Regions from separate parts of the Mus musculus genome. Here region 1 is linked to region 2. A link is a contact called in ENCODE POLR2A ChIA-PET data. All regions are on one chromosome and are shown on one strand. Each heading gives the region's core, a stretch centred on a gene start or an enhancer-like site at or near the end of the contact. The rest is flanking DNA. Distances are from core to core; before and after follow the strand shown.

Region 1 (3,928 bases), core at 294-2,793, 58 kb after region 2:
CCGTGGAGGTCAGAAGAGAGTGTTAGATGCTCTGGAAATGAAGTTACAGATAGTTACAGACAGTGTGCATGCTGGACCCTGAACTCAGGTACTATACTATACAGGTATTAAGTGCTCTTAATCAAGCCTCTCACATCATATTTTTATAGTTATATACATATATATATATATGTGTGTGTATACATATAATGTCATATATGTATACACACATATACATATATATATATATATACATACACACACATACATACACACACACATATAATTTTTGAGAGTCTTTCTATGTAGTCATGGCTGTCCTAGAACATGCTATGCAGACCAAGCTGGCCATGAACTCACAAAGACCCATCTGCCTCTACCTCCCAGTGCTGGGATTAAAGAAGCTGTGTATCATCATGCTTGTCCTGACTTGATATAAACATAAGGACACAGACTCAAACCTTAATAATATGTTATTTAAAAATATACTTATGAAAAAAATAAACAAATAAAAGGACAAGAGGCAGAGGCAGGAAGATATCTGTTAGTTCGAGGCCAGCCTGATCTACAAAACAAGTTCCAGGACAGCAGGACTACATAGAGACCCTGTCTCAAAAAACCAGGAAAACAAACAAACAAAAAAAACCAACAAAAAACAAAACCAAAAACAAACAAACAAAAGATTCAAAAAATATATCAAGGCACATACTCTAAATCACATACAAATTTACAGAAGTTAGTGAAAAAAAGGAAAGAAAGAAAAGAAAAAGCTTACTGAATAATCCTGATAACCTAGGCTGCCCCCCCCCCCATCAAGGTAGAAAAGGAGAACCAGCTACTACTACATACCACACTAATAAATACAAATGTATAAAAGGTGGTTTAAAAAGTTAATAGAAGGAGGCAGGTGGTAGCTCAAGCCTGTAATTCCCGCACCTGGGAAGCAGACGCAGGACGGTCAGGAGGTCAGGGTCATCCTTGGCGACATAGTAAACTTTAAACCAGCCTGGGCAGCCTGGAACACCTGAGATCCTGTCTCAACCAAGGAACAACACGCAAACAAACAGGAACCCAAAAGTTGATAAAATAAAATTGATGACATTAATGTGACAGGTGGCATTCAAATGGTTTTAAACCACCGGCAAAATACTGGATCTTTGCCACTGCGCATCTGCAGTTTCATTTATTTCCACAGGTTTTTTTTCTCCCCCCTCTTTTCTTCATTCTACCATAGTGTCACCTGGTGTCAACATATCCTCCCACACGGAACATGCACATGGACATTCATAGCAGCGTTACAGTGTGTGTGTAGAAACCTCCCAGGTGTCCATCAACAGGCGAGGTGGCCAGAATAGCATTCCTTTAGGAGAAGACATCAAGTTTTTCTAAATAGCGAAACAGTCACCAAGTAGCGCTGGCAGACGTCCCTCGGCCACGGAACAGTTGACAGCGGCGCCTAGTTGGCCCCATTTCCCTCCCGTGCCCACAGAATACTGATTGGCTGAGCTCAGGAAGGGGCAGGGTGAAGCTCAGCGGGACGGGAAGAAGCCCGGTCTCGCGAGATCCTCTTGGTTCCGCATTTTGGCTCGCGGAGCTGTGGGAGGCAGCGCGGAGGAGCCCGCGGTCGGTGCTTGGTCGCGGCGGCTGGAACTCGGTACCAAACCCGGGCCGTGAAGCTTCGGCAGCCCTGTAGAGCCGCGGACCGTCCTCTGCCTCCCGGTGCCCGCGGCGGCGCCGAGTCTGACGGGGCGGGGGCCACGGCCCCTCGGGCTAGCGAGGATGAGCTTCCTCTTGTGAGTGGGCCGGGCCGGGCCGGGGCGGGGCGGGTGTCGGTCGGCAGGGCCGGGCCGAGGGGCCAAGCGGAGGGCGGAGCCCGACCTAGGGCTGCTCCGGGCCTGCCGCCCCGGGATCGGCTAGCGCAGGAAAATGTGCAGTGCCTCGGTGACCAGACCAGGCTGAGAAAGAAAGGCGCAGGTTCTCAGTGGCTTCCCACAGGTTTGCATTTGGGAAGAGGGCATTGCTCCTTCCAATGTGACTTTTCTCTTAGCCCAGGCGGGGCTTGAACCTGGACTCCTCCTGCCTCTGCTTTCCCAAGGAGCCAGGATACAGCCTCGGCCACTAGGACAGGCCTCCTTTAAATGTGGGGGTTTTGTTTTGAGAAATGGTCTTGCTATGTAGCCCAGGCTGGCCTCGAGCCCTCTTAGATGTTGGGATTAAAGGTGGGTGCTTTCATCTCGGCCCACATGTGAATTTTTTTTAAGGTTTTTATTTTTTTTGAGAACTTAATAGATGCGTATTTTCATTTCTAACTCCTCCAGTGCCCTCTCATCTCCCATTCAAATTCATGTTCTCTTATCTATATTCTATATTACGTCTATACAACATACATACGTAATGGATCCAGTTAGTGTCGTCTGTATGTACTTGGGTGTAGAGCTGACTATTTCATTATGAGTCTATTTGAGCTTGTCCCTGAAAAACCTGACTCTTCTTGTGGACTGTCCATAGCTCTTCAGCCAGGTGAGGTAAATGGAAGTTTTTATTTATAACTTAAACCGATGGACAGTTTTTCCCACTCTTTGGCTATTCTGAATAACGCTGCTGTGAGCAGCTGGTTATAGGTTTTTGGGTATGTGTGTGTGATGGTATCTCCTGGGTCTTAGTGAGGTTTTTGCATGTTAGCCTTTGAGGCACTGCCAAGCCTTCTAAAGCCTGCACTGCATTTAACATCCCATTCTCATTGTATTGAGTTTTCAGAATTCTTCAGTTCACACCTGCCTGGTAATTACCACTGATAGATCTGAGGGTGAAGTGGAATTTATTGATTTACATTCTCCCAATGACCAGCAATGTTAAGCATCGTTTGTGTGTGTGTGTGTGTGTGTGTGTGTGTGTCTGTGTCTGTATTTTGTGTTTTCAGACTATTTGTGGATAGAGTTTATTGAGATCCTTTTCCTATTTTAAAATCAGATTGTTCTTTATTTTGTTAGCATCTGTTAATTGTACAAATTAATGGGTTTCACTGTGACATTTCCACGTGTGTATATGGTGCAGTGGTTGTGTCCGTCTGACTTTTTGGTTTCAGTTGTAAGAATTCTTTATGTATTTTGGATATGAGTGTCTCATTACATCTGTGACTTCTTCCATCCTCAGCGTTATTTTAACTGTTTTGATGGCATCATTAGAAGAATGTAAGTGTATTTTTCAAAGATTTATTTAGTTATTTAGTTTTTTTTTTTTTTTTTTTTTTTTTTTTTTGCTTGTTTGGTTTTTTTTTTTTTTTGAGATAGGGTTTCACAATGTAGCTCTGGCTGTCCTGGAGCTAACTATGTAAACCAGGCTGACCTCCCAGAGATCTGCCTCGCTCTCCCTCCAGAGTGCTGGGATTAAAGATGTATACCAGTATACCCAGTTTAGGATTTACTTTCATTTTATGAGTATGAGTGTTTTGCTTGTATGTATGTATGTATGTATGTATACCATGTACATCCAGTACCCACGGATGCCAGAAGAGGGCATCAAATCCCATGGGACTGGAGTTGTGGATGGTTGTGAGCCACCATGTGGGTGCTGGGAGCTGTATACCCCAGTCCTCTGCAAGAACAGCAAGTGTTCTTAACTACTGAGCCATCTCTTCAGCCCTTGAAGCACAAACCTCAATTTATCATATGAAGATCTTATTGAATCTTAAGAAATCATTTAATGTTAATTTTCCATATTCAGTTTCCTGTTATTCAGTTTCCTGTCTCCATGTGTTCCTGGGGTGATCCTTCTAATGTATATAGTTCTTTATAAAGTATGATATTTAGTCTAGTACTTTCATAATTTTTTACTTTTTACACTATTTAAAATTTACTTTCACAGGTAAGGTGTAAGTCCACGAGTCTGTTCCCTTCCCCTTTTAGATGTTGTCACAATTCTGATATGTCTTATTTTAATGCTTTTTCTG
Region 2 (3,960 bases), core at 949-3,448:
ACTGGCATGGCCCTGAGATGCTAGCCTTCTGGAAGCTAATGGAAGTTCAGTAGTGTAAGCTCAAAGTGTGCACTCCCCCAAGGGCCAGGGCAGTGACCTGAGCCAGAGGCCATACACACCCTGGGACAGGCAGGAGCCTAAGGGTCCTGTTCTGTCCCCAGATCATTGGGGAGCTGGAGGTCTTTAAGCACATGAATGACCCCACCAAATCTGCAAGTCTTTTTGTAGCCTGACCTGCTCCAGGGTAAAAGTATGGGCAGTAATGAATGGATTTGAAAACTGGACTCAAACTGGGCTCTGTAGAGGTTTTCTTGTGTGCTTGCTCTGTGGAAAACAGAAATGAAGAAGATGGGGGAACTCAGCAGACGTCCTACAGTAGTCTTAGCTGGGGTCGGCATCTAGGATGAGCGTGCCCAGGTTCCTTGGCCCTTGCTCAAAGACTTGGTATACAGCCACACAAAGATTTGCAGAAGCAGTAGGGGGACTTGATTCAAAGCAAAGAGACAGAACAGGTCAGGTACAGTCAAGAGTGACTGTGGGCCACATGAGTGAGGGTACCCAGAGACCCCAACTATTGTTTGGGGTTTGTTTTATGGGGTTCAGAGGAAGGTGGAGTGTTAGTATGGGTGGTTCTCTAAATGACAGACTAAATTATATGACCATCTTTCTGTTGTGAATGTCCCTTCCCATCACACATCTGATTTTGATCATATGTATACCTAATTTTGCATAGGTATAAGAAGTTTGATTTATTATAAAAACCTAGCTCAGGACGTCCCTAGTTTCTTATCCAGACACAAGGAGAGTATCATTGAGTAGAATTTATCTATGTTTGATGGTTGTTAAGGGGAGGAGACAGTTCCATTGTTCAGAGTGGAGTGTGTGTACAGCTCAGTGCAGGTGAGGGCCCTAGGTTGCTAATAAATTGCTAGGTATATGTGCAGAAAGGCATATGTGTACATAGTATAGTATAAAGGTTCTAGGCTGCTAAATGCACTATTAGAAGAGGTGAATGTAGGTAGCCCACATTAAGAGGAGTCCCAGGTTGGTAAGCTATTCCCTATGCTTGCTTGTCTCTAATGTATCTCGGAGGCATAGGTTTCTGATCTCAGATGACCGCCTGCTCTTGGAACTGGCTCTTTCCTATTGTTCCCTATTTCCCTTACTGTCCTTTGTCCTTATCCACCCACTGGAACCAAGTGGGCATCCTGAGAAATGGCTAGAATTGGTTCCTTTAAAGATAGCTGTGATGTGCTCACTCCCAGGAGGGGAGGACTGAGCCCTCTTTTCTCCTTTCTGCTTTTTTATCCTTCTCCATTCCTCACCAGCTATTCAGCGATGTGGCTTATAAAGCTCGGAACCGAGAAGATCTGATCGCAGGGATTGATGAATTTCTAGACGAGGTCATTGTCCTTCCCCCTGGAGAGTGGGACCCAAACATCAGAATTGAGCCACCCAAGAAAGTTCCCTCAGCTGACAAGAGGTGTGTGTTCGGGATAAGAGCAGCAGAGGGTACTCCACATCCGGCATTTTCTTCTCCCTGTAGCAAATCAGAAGCCAACACGGCCACTTATGAACAGCTCTAAAGTCAGGAGTGGGGACTGTGTAGGGGGATGCATATTACTGAATCATTTTCTGTCTTTCTGTGGTATGTGCAATGTGCGTTCACGTCTGAATATGTGTGGGTGCATATGTAGAGGCCCTGACGGTGGCACCAGGGAATTTTTCTTTGCTCTCCACCTTATTCACTGAGGCAGAATCTCTCAGTGAACCCAATGCTGCAGACAGATTTAGATAGTCTTGTTCTAGCTTGTTCTGGGGTTCCCCTGTGTTGGAATTCCAAGTGGCTGCCTTGTCCACCTGATCATCAAATGGCTTCTAGGAACCCAGCTCTTGCCCTCTTGTTTGTGTGGCAAATGCTTTAAACAGCTGAGCTCTCTCCCCACCCCCATCTTCATTCCCCCCCCCCCCCCCCCCCCCCCCCCCGCTTTTCAAGATAGTAGATAGTAGGTTGGGTTGTTTGTTTGTTTTTTGAGGGGGAAGGGGACAGTCCTGAGGGACTGGGCTCTTCCCAGCATTGAGAGCCCTGCTCTGCCCCATCTGCCTTCTCTTTCAGGAAATCTGTGTTCTCTCTGGCAGAGCCGGGCCAGATGAATGGCTCTGTGGGCGGAGGCGGAGCCTCGGCTGGAGGAGGCGGCAGTGGCGGAGGGGCTGGAGGCAGCGGGGCTGGCGGAGTGGGCAGTGGCGACGAAGCTGAGATGCCAGCTATGCACGAAATCGGGGAGGAGCTGATCTGGACCGGAAGGTGCCCGCTCCACACCTGGCAGAGAGCCTGCTGTCCTGAACCCTTCCTTCTTCCGGTCCTGTTAGCGATCCTCTCGCTGCTGTGTGCAGCGCCCCTTAGGGACGGGGATCTGACCACTGCAGTCGTCCCGCACTCTAGTGAATCGTGTGGCTCTGACAGAATTGTGTGGGGTGAGATGAACAGAAGGATCCCACCCGTGAGGAAGGAACCGAAACATTTCTCTAGGCATTCTTTAGTAATTGTATCCTATAGCGGCAGAAACAACGTATCACAAGCAAGGTAGTGTAAAATTACTGACGTCCATTTTCACATGAGTGTGAGATCAGAAGGTTAAAATGGAGATGTCACCAGGGAGCAGAGCCTTTGTGGATCCTACCTCTAATTCCTGGCACTGGAAAGACTGAGGCAGGAGGATTGTTGCAAGTTCCAGGCCAGCCTGTGTTATATAGTGTGAGGCCCTATCTCAACCCTACTCCTTAAATAAAGATGCCAGCAGTGCACCACTGCCTTTGAGCCTCTAGGAACGTCCTTCCTCTCCTTGAAAGACAGCCAGGAGTCTCATAGCACTCCTTGATTTGGCTGTTGTGTCACCTCAGTTTTTGTGTATAAATTTCCATGGCCTTGTCCCTGTGTGATATCTTTGGATAGTATTGCCTGGTTTCTATAATGGCTGGATCAAAGCATTCTTAATGAGTTCATTGTAACTTAATTACATCCTCTCTGCCTCCCTCTCCCGCCCCTTTGTGGTCTCAAGTAACCCAGGTTGACTTCAAGCTTGCTATAGCTAAGGATGATTTTAAATTGATGGTGCCCCCGCCCCTTCCTCTCCAGTGCTGAATTCACAGGCACCACCATGCTTGTCTTATAAACCAGGGCTTCATGCCTACCAGGCAAACATTACCAACTGAGCTTCATTCTCAACCCAGAGACTTTCTAAGTAAAACCATATTCACAAGTATACCAGAGGTTGGAGATTTAATGTATCTTTTAAAAAGAAGCAAGATCTTGAAATCTTAATTTTTTTTTTAAAGCTTCATTTTTCTTTCTTCTGGGGAACAAGAAAAAACTTTCCTGGCCTGAGTTCCCTGGCTGCTCTTGGAGTCACCTAGGTTGACCTAGGTTTAGGGAAGTCCAGAGAAGTACAAGGCTCTGTGCAACCGAAGCCGTTGGGAATGAAGCTGTGTGCTGAGTCTTTCTCGCTGTGATAAGATTCTCTGACAAAAGCAACTGAAGGGAGAAAGGTTCGAAGTTTAAGTAACAGCAGCTCATGCTGGGAAAGTCAAAGTGCAGGAGTTGGAGGGAACTGGTTACATTGTATCCACAGATACATTGTATCAAGACACGAGAGCATTAAGCTCTGGCTCATTTTTTTCCCCAGTCTCTCTCTCTCTCTCTCTCTCTCTCTCTCTCTCTCTCTCTCTCTCTCTCTCTCTCTCTCTCTCTCTCTCTTTTCGAGGCAGGGTTTCTCTGTGTAGCCCTCCTGTCCTGGAACTCACTCTGTAGACCAGACTGCCCTCGAACTCAGAAATCCGCCTGCCTCTGCCTCCCAAGTGCTGAGATCAAAGATGTGTGCCACCACTGCCTTCTTTTTCCAATTTTTATTAGGTATTTTCTTCATTTACATTTCAAATGCTATCCCGAAAGTCCCCTATACC

Evidence for each region. ChIA-PET counts read pairs that join two places held with the same protein, here RNA polymerase II (POLR2A).
Region 1: POLR2A ChIA-PET joins it to region 2 with 11 read pairs in Patski. The contact joins the promoter of Mob1a here to the enhancer-like site in region 2. POLR2A ChIA-PET finds 5 or more read pairs at or near these places in 3 of 5 experiments (Patski and embryonic stem cell).

Annotation. Positions count from the first base shown.
Region 1 is chr6:83,324,496-83,328,423 of GRCm38, forward strand. Mob1a (MOB kinase activator 1A) reads left to right here and starts at 1,544. Exons shown (of 6, transcript NM_145571.2): 1 at 1,544-1,772. The coding sequence starts at 1,759. It also overlaps a transcript of Mthfd2 not described here.
Region 2 is chr6:83,266,078-83,270,037 of GRCm38, forward strand. Slc4a5 (solute carrier family 4, sodium bicarbonate cotransporter, member 5) reads left to right here. Exons shown (of 25, transcript NM_001166067.1): 9 at 1,329-1,483; 10 at 2,117-2,305. Among named protein-coding and RNA genes, the nearest start is that of Slc4a5, 31 kb to the left of the region's middle. Within about 2 kb of position 2,199, at least 1 of the 3 ENCODE cell types and tissues checked has a DNase peak (open chromatin) inside an H3K27ac peak, as active enhancers do.